Linked DNA regions of Homo sapiens: regions 1 and 2 are each linked to region 3. Evidence: chromatin loops called from intact Hi-C (ENCODE). Cell type or tissue: CD4-positive, alpha-beta T cell. All regions are shown on one strand. Region 1 overlaps FASTKD1 (FAST kinase domains 1). Region 2 overlaps FASTKD1 (FAST kinase domains 1). Region 3 holds the start of BBS5 (Bardet-Biedl syndrome 5).

Evidence for each region. Peaks named below come from ENCODE experiments on the same cell type or tissue, not always from the same donor. Only the 100,000 strongest peaks of a DNase experiment are listed, where the experiment ranks them.
Region 1: it touches region 3 in a loop (2.6-fold over the local background); 12 of 110 quality-filtered maps call a loop at or near these places.
Region 2: it touches region 3 in a loop (5-fold over the local background); 15 of 110 quality-filtered maps call a loop at or near these places.

Annotation. Positions count from the first base shown.
Region 1 is chr2:169,566,172-169,568,671 of GRCh38, reverse strand. All of the region lies in intron 3 of FASTKD1 (FAST kinase domains 1), which reads left to right. Among named protein-coding and RNA genes, the nearest start is that of FASTKD1, 6.4 kb to the left of the region's middle. In CD4-positive, alpha-beta T cell, no CTCF peak of the experiment used is centred here; no DNase peak of the experiment used is centred here.
Region 2 is chr2:169,560,939-169,563,438 of GRCh38, reverse strand. FASTKD1 (FAST kinase domains 1) reads left to right here. Exons shown (of 15, transcript NM_024622.6): 4 at 89-214. Among named protein-coding and RNA genes, the nearest start is that of FASTKD1, 12 kb to the left of the region's middle. In CD4-positive, alpha-beta T cell, no CTCF peak of the experiment used is centred here; no DNase peak of the experiment used is centred here.
Region 3 is chr2:169,478,643-169,481,142 of GRCh38, reverse strand. BBS5 (Bardet-Biedl syndrome 5) reads right to left here and starts at 1,649. Exons shown (of 12, transcript NM_152384.3): 1 at 1,531-1,649. The coding sequence starts at 1,589. RefSeq lists enhancers at 1,376-1,715, 1,726-1,835. In CD4-positive, alpha-beta T cell, a CTCF peak has its summit at 1,505 (motif pointing left); a DNase peak (open chromatin) is centred at 1,682; H3K4me3 peaks cover 1,413 bases.

The DNA.
Region 1 (2,500 bases), 88 kb before region 3:
CTTTTTCTGTCTCTCTTTTTTTTTTTTTTTTTTTTTTTTTTTTAATGGACAGGGTCTTGACATGTTGCCCAGGCTGGTTTTGAACTCTTGGGCTCAAGCAATACTTCCTCCTTGGCCTCACAAAGTGCTGGGTTTATATGCATGAGCCACCATGCCTGGCTGTGTATTCTTTAAGAGAGAAAAGAAAGTATTTCATATTTTTCCTCTTTAAGAGTGGGGAATAGTATACTTTTCCACACATGTAATTAGTTGAAATATAAATAAGATAGAGTCACAGCTATTCATGAACTAGCCTTTTTGAATCTTCTTTTCTAGAAGAATACTTCAGAAAGGAAAGATTCTTGATTAATTGGCTATCAATAAAAACCTAGAAGTGCAGGAGCCAGGAAAGGAGAAAAAAAGAGACCCTAGTTTATTAGAGAGGAAGGCCATTTAACACTGTTTAGGAGCATCTGTAGCTACTTGTCTGTTACTCCATTTTTAAGGAGAGGCAATGACCAGAGCTTATAGGTGACTTAGAAGCTTTTTAAAGAAAGTGAGTTTCAGGTCCACTGCTGTGGACAGTATTAATTCAGATATATTTCCTATATTGTACACAGCTCTATTTTCAGCATGTTGCCTTACTTGATAATCATTCAGAAAAATGGGAAATCTTGTGAGTACAGAGAAATTTATTCTCTAATTATATATCAGAAGCTCTTTATTTATAAAAGGGCTGAGATAATAGCAGACTCATTTTGGGAAATCTTCATCTATTTCTGAAAACTTTGAATTTTTTAATCTAGGAACTCTGGATGATTGTAGTCTATTGTTAGTGGAATAAGGCAAATGTTAGGGAGGAAAGAAAAAAATCAGGGTGAGGAAGAGATAGGAGGATATTAAAAACTACAGAGCAACTCTCCCTCTAAATCAAATGGAAACCAGACAGGAAAGTCTTGACTAAGATGAAGGAGAAACAACAGGCTATTTATTTGTAGACAGAGAGGAGCGACCATTCTGATTTTTAAAATATTTTTAACATATTGCCTCTTAAAGCTTAAACTATAATAAATACTTATATATTGGTAAACTCTGTAGGCCTTTATTACATGGGCTGGATTAAATTAAGGGACAGAACAGTTCTCCAGATTTAGAAATTCTGTATTAATCTACTAAGTTGTGATTTTAAGTTAATCTTATTAGCTAAACCCATCTGTCTTCTTTTATACTCTCTACCTATAAGTATATTGAGGGTAAGCAGAGTAATCTTATTCCTTTTGCTAACAGTACAAATTATCTATTTACTGGATCTTTGGGGTTAGATTTGTTGATAATAGGTCACAACATTTTATTTCTCTTCAAAGCAAGGATACGTTATGTGTATTATGCAGCTTGAACAAATCACTTGTAAAATAGGTGGTCTTTTGTGTTTTATAATTACTGTATTAATTAAATTACATGTATGATTGTATTTTATAGTGAATCAAGCATTTCTTTTAAATTTTTCTTTATTTCAAAATAACTCAGAAGTACAATGATCTTGCTAAAATATCTATAAACTTATGTTTTTTTTTTTTTGAGACAGAGTCTCGCTCTGTTGCCCAGGCGGGAGCGTAGTGGTGTGATCTCAGCTCACTGCAAGCTCCGCCTCCTGGGTTCAAGTGATTGTCCTGCCTCAACCTCCCAAGTAGCTGGGACTACAGGCACCTGCCACCACACCTAGCTAATTTTTGTATTTTTAGTAGAGACAGGGTTTCACCATATTGGCCAGGCTGGTCTCAAACTCCTGACCTCGTGATCTGCCCACCTTGGCCTCCCAAAGTGCTGGGATTACAGGTGTGAGCCACTGTGCCCAGCCTGTTTTATAAATATAATTTGTAATGATTTAAATGGGGTAGATTATTCTGGATTAGTACTATATGATGAATCATGGCAAGGATAATTAACATGTATTTGAAATCCATATATATTTTTTTCTTTTGGGATAGGGTTTGGCTCTGTTACCCAGGGTGGAGTACAGTGGTACAACCAGGGCTCACTGCAGCCTCAGACTTCCAGGCTCAAGCCATCGTCCTATCTCAGCCTCCCAAGTTTCTGGGACCACAGGTGGATGCCACCACGCCCAGCTAATTTTTATATTTTTAGTAGAGATGGGATTTCGCCATGTTGCCAGGTTGGTCTTGAACTCCTGGGCTCAAGGAATCCTCCTACCTTGGCCTCCCAAGAAATCCAAATTTTTTTTAAAAAACTTTCTATTATAGAATATTTTTAACATTTACAAAAGGAGAAAGAGTAGTACAACGAATTCCCATGTACCCATCCTCCAGCTTCAACAATTGTCAACACATAGCCAGTCTTGTTTTATCTATATCCCCTCCCACTCTCAGTATACTTCAGTATATTTTAAATAATATCATTTCATCTTTAAATACCTCAGTATGTTTCTCTAAGGACTTTTTAAAAATATAGAACCAGCTGGGCGTGGTGGCACACGCTTGTAGTTTCAGCTACTCAGAAGGCT
Region 2 (2,500 bases), 82 kb before region 3:
TTGATTGCTTTTAATTTTATAACTATATATTATGTGTTTTAAGTGAAAGTAAATACTAATGTTCTCCTTTGTATATTTCCTTTAATAGGTTTGATATTAAACTGCTCTCAGAATTTTCCTCTTGCCTAGCAGATCAGCATTTGTATTTTAGTCCATTAATGGGAAAAATAGCTGATATTGTTCATAGGAACTTGGAAACCACACAGGACTTAAGGTAAATTTATTTAGGGAATCTTGTGTTGTGGTGGAAAGATCCTGGGCTTTGGATGTGGATGCAGTCAGATTTGCTACTCTTAGTTTATGTGACTTAAGGTTACTTAAGCTCTTGGAAGTTCGTTATCCTCATCTGCAAAAGAGGGATAGTAATAGCTACTTTGCAATATTGCTGTGGGGATTAGACATAAGGTACATAAAGTGTAATACAATATTGTTGAGGTCTGTGGAGGATCTGAGTTTTTACCTATTTGCAAGCTAAGTTTGCCTGCCACATTTTCCTACGTGTGCCGTAGGAAGGCCTGAGACTCCGAGGTCAGAGAGAGGACTTTGTTTTTTATAGCAATAGCAGTAGCAGAGTACCAGAATTTTCTTGTGTTGATTCCCTGAGCTCTCGTTCCCATAATGGGTTGTGATCCAGGAGAGGAGCTCTGAGCTTAGGAAACCTGAATCTTTTATAATAAAGCATGCCTACTCTGCTCCAACAGGAGACATTATCTCTATTCTCCTAGGCTGTTTGCTATGCAAACATCCTTGAAAAGATAGTTCTGAACAAAGGCAGTCAGAAACCCACTGAAAATGGCCTCTGAATAAGTATCTAGAACATAGAAGTTTCTCAGTAATGGATAGTAGGTATTATTATTATATCATGAAGTAAACCCAAGAAGTATTTAAATTAAGTATGAATTCATTGGCCAGGCATGGTGGATCACACCTGTAATCCCAGCACTTTGGGAGGCCGAAGTGGGTGGATCACTTGATGTCAGGAGTTCGAGACCAGCCTGGCCAACATGGCAAAAATCCCATCTCTACAAAAAATACAAAATTAGCTGGGCATGGTGGCGGGCGCCTGTAATCCCAGCTACTCGGGAGGCTGAGGCACAGGAATTACTTGAACCTGGGAGGTGGAGGTTGCAGTGACCTGAGATTGTGCCACTGCACTCCAGCCTGGGCAACAGAGCAAGACTCTGTCTCAAAACAACAATAACAAAAAACGAAAAAAAAACAGTAACAAAACTTGAAACAACAACAACAAAATCCAAAAAAACCAAAAAATAAATTAATAAATAATTAATTTACAATAAATTAATAAATAATTAATTTACAATAAATTAATAAATAATTATTTTACAATAAATTAATAAATAATTATTTTACAATAAATTAATAAATAATTAATTTACAATAAATTAATAAATAATTAATTTACAATAAATTAATGAATAATTAATTTACAATAAATTAATGAATAATTAATTTACAATAAATTAATAATTAATTTATAATAAATTAACAAATAATTGATTTACAATAAATAAATAATTTATAATAAATAATTTACAATAAATTAATAAATAATTATTTTACAATAAATTAATAAATAATTTACAATAAATTAATAAATAATTTACAATAAATTAATAAATAATTTACAATAAATTAATAAATAATTTACAATAAATTAATAAATAATTTATAATGAATAATTAATTTATAATAGATTAATAATTAATTTATAATAGATTAATAATTTATAATGGATTAATTTATAATTAATTTATAAACAAATTCACAAATTTTACATACAATTATGTCTTTTTTATTCTTTCCATCTGGGAATACTTTCTTTTCAGTTTCATAAAGGAGAGTTAATAGTTACATTTGCTGAATGTCAAGGAACTATTAATTTGAAACTAACATTTAAGGAGTTTCTCTGGTTTTCATACCAGTGGTTTGAGGGTTTGTTTTGTTTTTAACATAAGATTACTTACTGTCAATGCTAACCTTCATAATCCAGTACTATGATTGTCTTTGGCGTTTCAGATACAGCTTTTTCTCTCATATTTACAAAGTGATTAGCACTTTGGTAAAATTAAATTATAGTAGTTTCCTGCTCTTCTTGCCCCACTCCACCCTACTTCCCTGCCTTTTTTTTTTTCTTTTGAGATGGAGTCTCCCTCTGTTTCCCTGACTGGAGTGCAATGATGCAACCTCTGCCTCCTGGGTTCAAGCGATTTTCCTGCCTCAGCCTCCTGAGTAGCTGGGATTACAGGTGCTCGCCACCACATCCAGCTAATTTTTATATTTTTAGTGGAGATGGGGTTTCACCATGTTGCCAGGCTGGTCTCAAACTCCTGACCACAAGTGATCTGCCCACCTCGGCCTCCCAAAGTTCTGGGATTACAGGCATGAGCCACCATGCCCAGCCCCTTGCCTTTTTTTTAAAAAAAATACACTTATGTGGCTGGGTGCAGTGGCTCATGCCTGTAATCCCAGCACTTTGGGA
Region 3 (2,500 bases):
TCCTGCACTAGAACGGGGGGATATGAATATCATTTCCTATTATTTTCTGTCTCTAGCTATCGGCCCAGTAACTAGCACGTAATAAAACATGGATAAATGTTTACTAATGTTACTGAAACGGACTTTTGTTTGGATTAAGAACCCTACAAGAAAGACAGAAAATGTCGCCGGGCGCAGTGGCTCACGCCTGTAATCCCAGCACTTTGGGAGGCCGAGGCGGGCGGATCACCTGAGGTCAGGAGTTCGAGACCAGCCTCAACATGGAGAAACCCCGTCTCTACTAAAAATACAAAATTAGCCAGGCGTGTTGGTGCGTGCCTGTAATCCCAGCTACTCTGGAGGCTGAGGCAGGAGAATTGCTTGAACCTGGGAGGCGGAGGTCGCAGTGAGCCGAGATCGCGTCATTGCACTCCAGCCTGGGCAACAAGAGCGAAACTCTGTCTCAAAAAAAAAAAAAAAAAAAAAAAAAAAAGAATGACAGAAAATGTCATAGAAAGTGCGCAATATGTTACTACAGTCCGTAATTTTACGAATTCCTTTCTCTTTCATCTTCTTAAAGGGTCTAACATGTTAGCATTAGATATCTAGCTATACTTAACCTGAGAAATTTATCAATATTTCATTTTTCCATCTAAGGAGGTGAGGTCCATGATAAGGAACGATTCCATCTAAGGAGGTGAGGTCCATGATAAGGAACGATTCCACCTAAGGAGGGGAGGTCCATGATAAGGAACGATAAGAAGTAGCTAAGAAGCTCCATGCCATTAATCCAGGAATCTTAGCTTTAGCGTTTCTCAACACTTAGTAACCCAACCGGCATTTCCCGCCCTGGATTTTGGAGTAGGAGGTTTCTAACCACTTTTTCTTTACGATACTTTCCAAAAACATGGTTTCTATTTAATGTATGATAATTTCCAAAAACAGGTTGCAAAAGAAGACTCCTTCTTGTTGGTGACTGATATGAATAACTAGATGAAAGCTTACCAAGGACATAAAGTTTGCGCGGTTAGTAATTTTTGACGACTGCCTTACTCCCACCTCCCTTATTTTACAGACATGAGGATTCTAGCTTGAATGATGAAGACATCTGCTCAAGGGCCCACACTGTGGGTCGATATTACACATCTACTTTTAGAACCCTAGTTTCCTGAGTCCCTGACCTACGTTCCTTCCATGAAACTGAAATCCCAAGCTCACGTGGGTGTATACGGGACGCTAAGCCCCGGGTGGCCCCGGTCGTGCTCAGGTTCACATTCCTGATCCGTCCCGCGGGCCAGGATGGGGGAACCGGAGGTCGCATGGGACCAAAACTGTGTAATGCCGATGCGCTCTTGCCGCGGCGCCGGCCTCGAGAGGGCCACAGTGGCCCAACCAGCCTGAGGTCTCTCGAGGCGCGGACGACCGGCGCAAGCCTCCCACCCTCACCAGGGCCGCGAGCTGCGGAGGTGCAGTCTCCGCCCGCGGGTCCCTAACGCGCACGGCGGCGCCCTCTACAGGGTTGAAGATCCCTCGGGAATCTTGGAAACTCACTGCGCGGACAGGTCGAAACGGACATCCCGATCCTCCCAAAGCGCATCCAGCACCGACATGGTGAACAAGGCCCGTGGCAGGATCTCTCCACAGCCGTGCAGGCCTAGCTGCGTCTCTCTGGCTCCAAGGCAACGGGCCGCCTCTGTCACGACGTCTACGGCGGGCGCCGAGACTCAAGCTTCCGCGAGAGTGCGCGCGCGTCGCCCAGCTCTTTCGCGTCGTTAAGCCGATTTGAGATGCGAGGCAGGATTTAGGAGTCTCTGAGAAGCCCAGCTGTGTCCGCCAAGGGGAGCGTGCCTGACCTCTGGGCGACCTTCCTTGCCTCCAAACAGACATCCTTTAGCCATTTTACCCCTCTCCTTATTTCTCTTCACCGTCAAGAGATTCAGGTTATTAGCCGGGCATGGTGGCTTCTGCCTGTAATCCCTGCAGTTTGGGAGGCCGAGGCTGGAGGATCACTTGAGGCCAGGAATTCGAGACTAGCCTGGGCAACATAGCGAAACTTCATCTCTACAAACACAAACAAACAAACAAAACCAACCCAAAATTAGCCAGGGGTGGTGGTGCACGCCTGCAGGCTCAACTACTCGGGAGGCTGAGGCGGGAGGATCTCTTGAACCCAAGAGGTGGAGGCTGCGGGGAGCTATGATCGTGCCTCTGCCCTCCAGCCTAGGTGATAGAGATATAGGATCAACAGGTTCGTATGCCTGCTGTGCAGTAACAAACCCATTACACGAAGACAGCAGAGTTTGCAGCAGGGAAAGAGTTTAATGATTGCAGGGCACCTAGCAAAGAGATGGGAAGAGATCCTCGAATCTATCTTCCCAAGAGTTCTGGGCTGAGGTTTTTAAGAGGATCACAGAGGGCGAGGGGCTGGAAAATTGGGGTCCTTGATTGGTCGGAGTAAGGGAGATGAAATCATCAGGATAGGGAAGCTGCATTCTTTGCTGAATCAGTTTCTCACGGGTTC